Linked DNA regions of Homo sapiens: region 1 is linked to region 2. The links are chromatin contacts, found by Hi-C or POLR2A ChIA-PET in ENCODE. All regions are on one chromosome and are shown on one strand. The core of a region is the stretch at or near the end of the contact, and the rest is flanking DNA. Distances in the headings are between cores, read along the strand shown. Region 1 holds the start of SMARCE1 (SWI/SNF related BAF chromatin remodeling complex subunit E1). Region 2 holds the start of GGNBP2 (gametogenetin binding protein 2).

The links. A loop is a pair of places that touch in the nucleus more often than their neighbours do. ChIA-PET counts read pairs that join two places held with the same protein, here RNA polymerase II (POLR2A). Pooled maps may share reads with other maps.
Region 1: a pooled map shows a loop between it and region 2 (3-fold over the local background). The contact joins the promoter of SMARCE1 here to the promoter of GGNBP2 in region 2. A Hi-C loop is called at or near these places in 2 of 50 pooled maps. POLR2A ChIA-PET finds 5 or more read pairs at or near these places in 2 of 52 experiments (Caco-2 and OCI-LY7).

Annotation. Positions count from the first base shown.
Region 1 is chr17:40,645,072-40,649,472 of GRCh38, reverse strand. SMARCE1 (SWI/SNF related BAF chromatin remodeling complex subunit E1) reads left to right here and starts at 1,655. Exons shown (of 11, transcript NM_003079.5): 1 at 1,655-1,700; 2 at 3,626-3,677; 3 at 3,854-3,897. The coding sequence starts at 3,671. RefSeq lists a silencer at 1,122-1,416.
Region 2 is chr17:36,542,351-36,546,422 of GRCh38, reverse strand. GGNBP2 (gametogenetin binding protein 2) reads right to left here and starts at 1,504. Exons shown (of 14, transcript NM_024835.5): 1 at 1,326-1,504; 2 at 606-804. The coding sequence starts at 698. It also overlaps a transcript of MYO19 not described here.

The DNA of each region.
Region 1 (4,401 bases), core at 406-2,905, 4.1 Mb before region 2:
GTAGGGACGGGGTTTCACCGTGTTAGCCAGGATGGTCTCGATCTCCTGACCTAGTAATCTGCCCGCCTCGGCCTCCCAAAAGAGCTGGGATTACAGGCGTGAATATTTTTTAACAAGCAATTTCATGTACATTTTCTCAAGCACCACTCAAGCTGCCTGTCCACGGGGCAGACGACTTCTCCTTTAGTCTTTCTCTTGAATATGCTCTTCAATTTCATTAATCTCTATTCATGAGTATAACAATATTGGAAAAATTGGACAGAGTATCACTTGTTCCTCGCTTTGCAGACTAGAGATGCTTCTAGTCCCTGTTGGCACACTCAGGATGGGGGCTACGGGAAGCCCAAGAATTCAGCCTCTCTCTAAATGTCAACTGTTTTCCAGTAACCACAGGTCAGGGATCCCATACGTTCATTCTCCCTCCACAGTGACCCACAATATCCATCGGGTGTTTATGTATCCAAAGAAGAGGCTACTCATTCCATCTGGTAAACCAACATACTCATGATTTAGTGGAAAGAGCCCTGGAGTGGCACAGAGGGCTGCCTCAATACACACTTACTGAGCGTCTAACAATGAATGGGTCAAGCCCTTCGTAGGCACTGGCAATGGGAAGATGACCAATACAGACGGCTGAACCTTGCTTTCAAGGCCTTCATAAAGCACTGGAGATGACAAACACGGTCCGATACAAAGGGTCGGGTTCAGGACTCCAACCATTATTATCAAAGAGCCACGGGAATACAAAGGAAGGATTACTAGGGGGGAAGTTCCAGGAGGGCATCACAAAGAGACCTCTGAGCTGGATCCAGAAGGACAGATGAGTTTAAGCTGAAAGTGGGGACGGTCGTTCCCGCTGGTGGGAACCGAAGGAGCCGAGGCAGCGCTGAGGCGGAGACCAGGTGGCACCCGCGGCGCTGCAAGGACACACAAGCTGTTGCGAGGGGGTCAACTCTCCGGGCCTTGGCTTAGAAACCTGGGACGATTACACCCTAAAAGCGCTTGGAAAAACTGCAGAACTCGTGCTGATTTTCGCCAAAGCTACTCCCCCGCCGTGAGGGCAGGAAGCCCTGCGAGGCGCCTGCGAGGACGCAAACGCCGCGAAGCAAGTCCTCCACGCCTCCATCCCAGGTTTAGTGAAGTGTAGACTCTGACCCACAGCCTAAAGGAAAGCAAGACCGGAGTCGGGGAGGGCCCCTCCAGGAGCGGGCTCAGCGGGAGTCTGGCCGAACTGCTTGCTGCCACAGTGGTTCCGCGGCCTCGCGCTGAGCGCCATCCGCCGTCTCCCACCGCGGCCCCCACCGCCCCTCCGCAAGGCTCGGCACCTCCCGCCACTTCCTCGGTCGCTGCGGCGGCTCCGGCTCCTCACAGCCGCTAAACCCAGGCCTATTCTGTGTTAGGTCGGGCCTCCTCGGCCCTCTTCGCCGTGACGAATCAGCGCCCGGCTGGGAAAGTATCAAAATTCGGGGAGTTTTGAGGATCCAATGGGTCCTGAAAAAAATCCCTGAGTGTGCTAAGCATCACCGCATCTTCACTAGAAGGTTAGTTTTTCTAAAGAGGGTCGGGTGGGGCCCGGAAAAAAAAAAAAATTAAGAAGAGTGTGGAAAGTGCGAGTGCGGAAGCTCCGGACGCGAGGGGCGGGGCGAGCGCGGGACAAAGGGAAGCGAAGCCGGAGCTGCGGGCGCTTTTTCTGCCCGCGGGTGAGTGTTTCCAAGTGGGACGGACCGGGTCGGTGGGTGCAAGTCGTGGTGTCCCCGCTTGGCTAGACCCCGAGTTCCCGGGGGTTGCTGGGGTTCAGCCTTGGCCGTGGGGCCAGAGCCAGGAGCCGGTTGAGGCCTCCTTGAGGCCTAGCAGAGCGAGGGTTGGGAGGGAGTCCCATCTGGGGCCCCCTCCTTGGAGGCAAGGCCAGTCCCCCGAAATTGGTCAAAGCACCTGTGAATACCCCGTTTTAGGGGAGTTGCTAGTAAAGTACATTCTCCAAGACAAAGAGAGCGACCTCAGGAAGCCGTGGGCAAGGCAGGTCCGTGGTTCACCCCCCACCCGGGCAGAAGGTTCCCCCATTGGTTCAGGCAGCGACTTGAGGACGAGCAGAGCTCTGAAATAGTTTGGCCTGGGTTTGAAACCCAACTTTGGCACTTCCTGGCTGCATATGGCTTCAGACAAGTTGTTTAAACTTTCCGAGACTCCCTTGTTTCATCTGTAAAATGGGGATAGCTGTACATATAAAGTACTTGTGAGTGTTAAGCGAAATAGTGTCATAAGCGTACCCCGTATAAAGTATTTCTTGAACAAATATTTATCGGGTATTTATTTTTATGCCAGGCACCAAAGATGGATCCAACGGTGGACAAATGTACAAGCCCACTCTTAAATTTTGTATTCTAGCAAAAGAGAGCAATAATTTTAAAGTATTAACAATGAAGTATAACGTACAGGGAGCTTATGTTAGTTGTCAGGGTCCCCTGCAGCGAGGCCTGCTGGATGTTGACAGCTCCCTTAATGTGAGCAGAAAGGAAATCTACACCAGAGTCAAAGGTTTCTGGCTGTTCTTTAAGAGGGAAAGACTCAGGTTGGACCATTGAGAAAATGAGCTGTTTCTTTCCACACCAGGACTCATTCCTTATGCTCCAGGGAATTTCCTTAAAATTAATAATAGAAGCGAAAAATCAGATCTATTCCACATGTTTGGTTGCAAATACCTCCAATAGTCATAGAAGTTTATTTGCCTTCTTTCCAAAGATGAATTTTTGTCTTTTTGTACCTCACTATTTGTGATGTATGTTGATGTAAAGAACAAGCTCACATGTGCCTGGTTATGTTGTGAGCTGGTAATACTAGGAAAAAATTTCCTAAGAATTGAGCTAGGTCCTGACATGGTCCCTCTTTCCAAGTAGCATACAATCTAGCCATATTGATAAGTTAAAAAAAAGTTATAATAATATAGATCTGTGTAAACTGTATAGGAATACAGATGGGGGAGCAGTTAATTCTGCCCAGGTAATGTATCAAGAAAGTTCCCTTGAGGAGAAAAATTTTGAAATGGGCTGTGAATGATGAATAAAAGTTTTTCAGGTAGACTCTCAAAATTTATTCCCAGCATTTATGAAGCTATTTACCATTATAAGAGAATGTGAAGTTCATTGTCATACCAATTACCTTTTGCACTGCTTCCAGGAATAAAATGCTGCCTAATTTTAATAAAAATTGTTATCCCAAAAGCATGATACAGTTGCTGATCAGGGAGCTGTCAGTATCTGGTAGGCCTTGTTGCGTTGGACCCTGATAATACATCACTTTCTATTCTCATCCTTGTATCAGTCTGATGAAATGTTTACATGGCGTCAGCAAAATGTTTTCCATACAAGAGGTAGCTTAGTATCACAAGAAAAAACCTGAAAGTACATTTCTAAATATCCCCAGTACTTTATTTTAGTCATTTAATTCTAATCAACCAAATGACCTATAAGAACTAGTTAAAATACACAAAAGGCTTAATTACTAGGAATTAAGGTGAAGTAATTTTACTCAGAAATACCAATTAAATTACCCTATTCATTAGGAAAACATTCTCGTATGCTTGCTGAGTTTTGATTCTCTTTTTTTTTTCCTTTTTTTTTTATTTTAGTGTCTCAGATTCATTCTTAAGGAACTGAGAACTTAATCTTCCAAAATGTCAAGTAAGTTTCAATTTTTATATTTATCAATCTATGTTAATAAGAGACTAATGCCCTAGCAAGTGGGAATTCCAAAATACTCTCATTTTTTTTTCTTCAAAACAGGACCATTGGTAGTTTTGTTGCATAGTATTATATCTCAGTTGTTTACAAGAAGTTATTTATTTTCTTTCAAACAGAAAGACCATCTTATGCCCCACCTCCCACCCCAGCTCCTGCAACAGTAAGTTTTAATTTTCTTGTTAATGTAATAGCCAACTCTGGCCTTGATACAAAAACCCAGATGTCTTCCAGTGACAGTCACTCAATCATCACAGCAACAGGATGAAATTCAGCTTAAAAGAAAAAAAAAAAAGCACTTCCTACTAAATAAAATAATTATTTGCATCTTTCCTTGAACCAACCCCAACATTTAAAGAAACAGTACTGTAAAACTCCAACCTCCTGTGCTCAGTTTGTTTTGTTTTTTCTTTGTAAATGGGAAATAAGTGAAAGTTTTACCATTTCTTTCTTATTAATCTTCACTATTAAGAGTCTTTAAGTTGTTACTGAGTGAATGCTCATTCTGGCTATTTTGTTAAACCTAACCTTCAACTGGTTATGTTTTTCTCTCCTTTCTTGTCTCTCTCTAAAATTTTCATATTAAACAATAAAGCTTCTGAAACTACTCATTGTAAATATTTTCAAGCTGTTCAAGTAAAGATTTCATTATCTATGGGGCAGATCT
Region 2 (4,072 bases), core at 255-2,754:
ATGCGAAGAAAGCCCGTTTTGAAGAAAGGGCCTAGCAATACAATCATTTCAAGAGTTTTAATGCATTAGGCAATACGAGACTATTTACAACGAAATCAAACCATTTTAGTGGAATCTTGACTGTGCACGAGCATGTCACTCTGCCCCCAGTAATTAAGCTTATGTGGTGAGAGCTACCAGTATTAAAACAGAAAATACACAGGTAGCAGTGCAGCTGCGACATTACCAGGTAATTAAGCCTCCCCGAGGGTAGGTGGTTTCTGTATGGGGTAGGCCCTAAACGCCCAAGATCCTTCAACCCCTCTCTGAGATGTGTGCTTTGACAAAAGCAGCGTCTCCTAAAGGGAAAGGGTCAAGGAATAAGGTTCCAAAAGAAGGAAAATCTGGAGAGAGGGAGTGCGTACGGAGCTCTGGGCTTGGGGCCGACAGAGGTTACCGAGCCACCCACTGCAAAGGCGAGTTTGTGGGGCCTGCTGAAGAGAAGGCCTCGCCTAGGAGTTGCAACACACTCTTTCTCCAGTGCGCAGCGCTCGGCCTGGGGGAGGGGGAGGAGGGGAAACAGCTGCCAGGGGAGCGGCGGGCCCAGCCCGGCCCGGCCCGCTCACCGTCAGGGTGTCGTCTATGTAGAGGGGAATCTGCCTCCTCTCGAAGGGGAACTCCTCCTCCCCGTCCCTGCACACTGCCACGAGTCGCGCCATCGTCCCCGACGCTGCCGTTGCCACCGTCACCACCTCCTCCCAGCTGCCGCCGCCGCCGCCGCTGCTGTTTCTGCCGCCGCCGCTGCCGCCTCCTCCCAGCTCCTGCCTGCAACAGCCAAACCCCGCGAGCGTAAGCACCCGCCGCTGCGCAGCACATTCGCCACGGGGGGCAGGGAGCGGAGCGGGAGGGTACGGGAGAGCCGGGCTGCGTTTCCCATCACCCGATTCCACACACGCTCAGCCAATCAGCGCCCAGCGCCGCCGGGACCCGCCCCCCTCGCGCCGCGCTCCCTCCCTCTCTCCCGCCCGCCCGCCCGCCCGCCGGCCTCCAGTCAGGGTCCAAAGGAGAGGCGGAAGGGACCGGCCTGCCGGGGGCTTCCCCGCCCGCTGCAGGAGTCCCGGCCCCAGGACCCCACCCCTGGCCTGGGCCCCGCAGCCTGTTCCCCGCCGCCCGCCGCCCGGGTGCCCTCTGCCCCCAACTGACCCCTTCTCCCCGCTTCTGGGCGCACCCCGCCCAGTCGGCCCCAGGACTGCAGTTGCCCAGCGCGACCCCGCCCCTGGGAGGGATCGACCCCGCAGCGGCTCTGCGGAGTCCAGGGAACGGGGAGGCTCAGACCCTTTCCTCACCCTTCTCGGAGGAGGCTGTCGGTTCCGACCTTCACCGTTTTCGTGGTCGCCTCGCTAACTCCCACCTCTGCTCCCTGTTACTGGCTGACGAGGCCCGCGTCAGGGCCGGCGTGGGCGGGAGCGCAGCTCCGAATGTCGTTTCCTCTACGGGCAGTCAGCCGCTCGCGCCGCGGGGAGTGGAAGAAGGAGGGCGGGGGACGAGGGGAAGGTGGGGCCGGGCGGGGTCGGGCGCCGGGCGGGACCCACGTCCTCTCGCGAGACTGGGGCTGGCCGCGCTGGGGACCCCGCTGGAGAAATTTGCGCCCAGAGGGTGCGGGGCCGCCCTGGCCGTCCCGCCCGTGGGCCCGGCGCCCTTCTCGGAGCCCAGCCATTCCGCTAGACCCGAACTAGGACTGGTAGGAGGGGTGATCGGCCCAACCTCAGGCCCCAGCCGCGGGCCGGGAAGGCTTCCCCACGGACGAGGGGCAAGCCCCTCGACGTCAGGGTGTCGTCTATGTAGAGGGGAATCTGCCTCCTCTCAAAGGGGAATTCTTTCAGCGAGTCAAGCCCGTCTGATTCGGGGCTGACTCAGGGCAGAGGCCCAGAGAGGACCTGGATAGGTTGCGAGAAGTCGAGATCAGAGGGGGCGGAAGGCAGTGAGAAAAGGGAGACGAGCATCGGGGGGTGAGAGACAAACTCAGGTCTGGCTCTTGGCCCTTGACGCCACTGAATTCGCTTCCCACGGTGGGAAGAGGAGAAAAGGGCCCTGACACCGCGGCTCGCCAGGGGCCCGCTGCGTAGCTGCATCCCGATCCCGCTGAGGGGACAGCAAATAGTGAAGTGCTGATAGCTTGTGGTTGTCGTTACACTGGAAGGAAATAGAAAACCGGACAGTGGTGTGTGTGTGTGCGTCTTGGCCAAAGGAACTTCTTGGGCTGGGTTAATGTGAGCAGGTACTCCCTTGGGCGAAGTACTGGCACTGGCCAACGGCCTTTCCCTCTGGCCGTCTCCGAGGAAGCAGAGCTGCTGTGAAGACAGTTCCTCTCGCCACCGTGTGTTCAGTTCTGACCTTGAAGGTTTTGGAGGTCTGTTGTGAAGATATTTAGCCTATGAAAGTCCTGGTGATCTGAAGGACAGATCAATTTACTGCTCTATTTCCTGGAGCTGTGATACCTTTAAAAAAAGTATTTTGGGTCGGGCATGGTGGCTCACGCCTGTAATCCCAGCACTTTGGGAGGCCGAGGTGGGTGGATCACCTGAGGGTCAGGAGTTTGAGACCAGCCTGACCAATATGATGAAACCCCCGTCTCTACTAAAAATACAAAAATTAGCCGGGCGTGGTGGCATGTACCTGTAATCCCAGCTACTAGGGAGGCTGAGACGGGACAATCACTTGAACCCGGGAGGCGGAGGTTGCAGTGAGCCCAGATCGCGCCATTGCACTGCAGCCTGGGCAACAAGAGCGAAACTCCATCTCAAAACAAAATAAAGTATTTTGGTTATCACATGGAGTCTTAGAGATTCACAACAAATAACCCATAGTGCACCCTTAGCCATGTTGACTTAGTACATTGTGTGGTCATTGTTAGGGTCGGTGACATAATAAACGAAGAACCATTGTTCATTCCCGAAGGTGTCATTACCCGGCAAATATTTATGTCTTCTGGGCCGGGGTCATGGCTCACGCCGGTAATCCCAGCACTTTAGGAGGCGAGGTGGGTGGATTACTTGAGGTCAGGAGTTCGAGACTGGCCTGACCAACATGGTGAAACCCAGTCTCTACTAAAAATACAAAATTAGCCGAGCGTGGTGGCGCACGCCTGTTATCCCAGCTACTCGGGAGGCTGAGGCAAGAGAATCGCTTGAACCCGGGAGGCAGAGGTTGCAATGATCCGAGATCGCGCCATTGTGCTCCGGCCTGGGCGACGAGTGAAACTACGTCTCAAAAAAAAATTTTTTTTATGTCTTCTGGCCATGTTAGCAGAGTAGAAGAGTGAGTATTAGCTTGAATCTAATACGTATGTATGATGTTCATATACATAGCCAAAATTTGGACATTTTTAGAGAATCTTGCGTTTTATGTAAAAAACAAAACAAAAACCAGGACGGGGGCGGCGGCTAACACCTGTAATCCCAAGACTTTGGGAGGCCAAGGCGGGCGGGTCACTTGAGGTCAGGAGTTCGAGACGAGCCTGGGCAACATGGAGAAAACCTGTCTCTACTAAAAATACAAAAATCAGCTGGGCGTGGTGGCGAGCACTTTTAATTCCAGCTACTCCGGAGGCTGAGGCAGAAGAATCGCTTGAACCGGGAAGGCGGAAGTTGCAGTGAGCCAAGATACTGTGGCCTTCAGTATCTAGAGGTGCTCCTACAGTGGTACATCAATTAATGTACCCACTTTAAACCTTTTTTTTTTTTTTGAGACGGAGTCTCACTCTGTCGCCCAGGCTGGAGTGCAGTGGCGCTATCTCGGCTCACTGCAAGCTCCGCCTCCCGGGTTCATGCCATTCTCCTGCCTCAGCCTCCCGAGTAGCTGGGACTACAGGCGCCTGCCACCACGCCCAGCTAATTTTTTGTGTTTTTATTAGAGACGGGGTTTCATCGTGTCAGCCAGGATGGTCTTGATCTCCTGACCTCTTGATCCGCCCGCCTCGGCCTCCCAAAGTGCTGGGATTACAGGCGTGAGCCAACGTGCCCAGCCTAAACCTTTTAGACTTCATTAGGATTCTGGTTGGTAAAGAACATTAAAAATGACAAGCTCATTATAT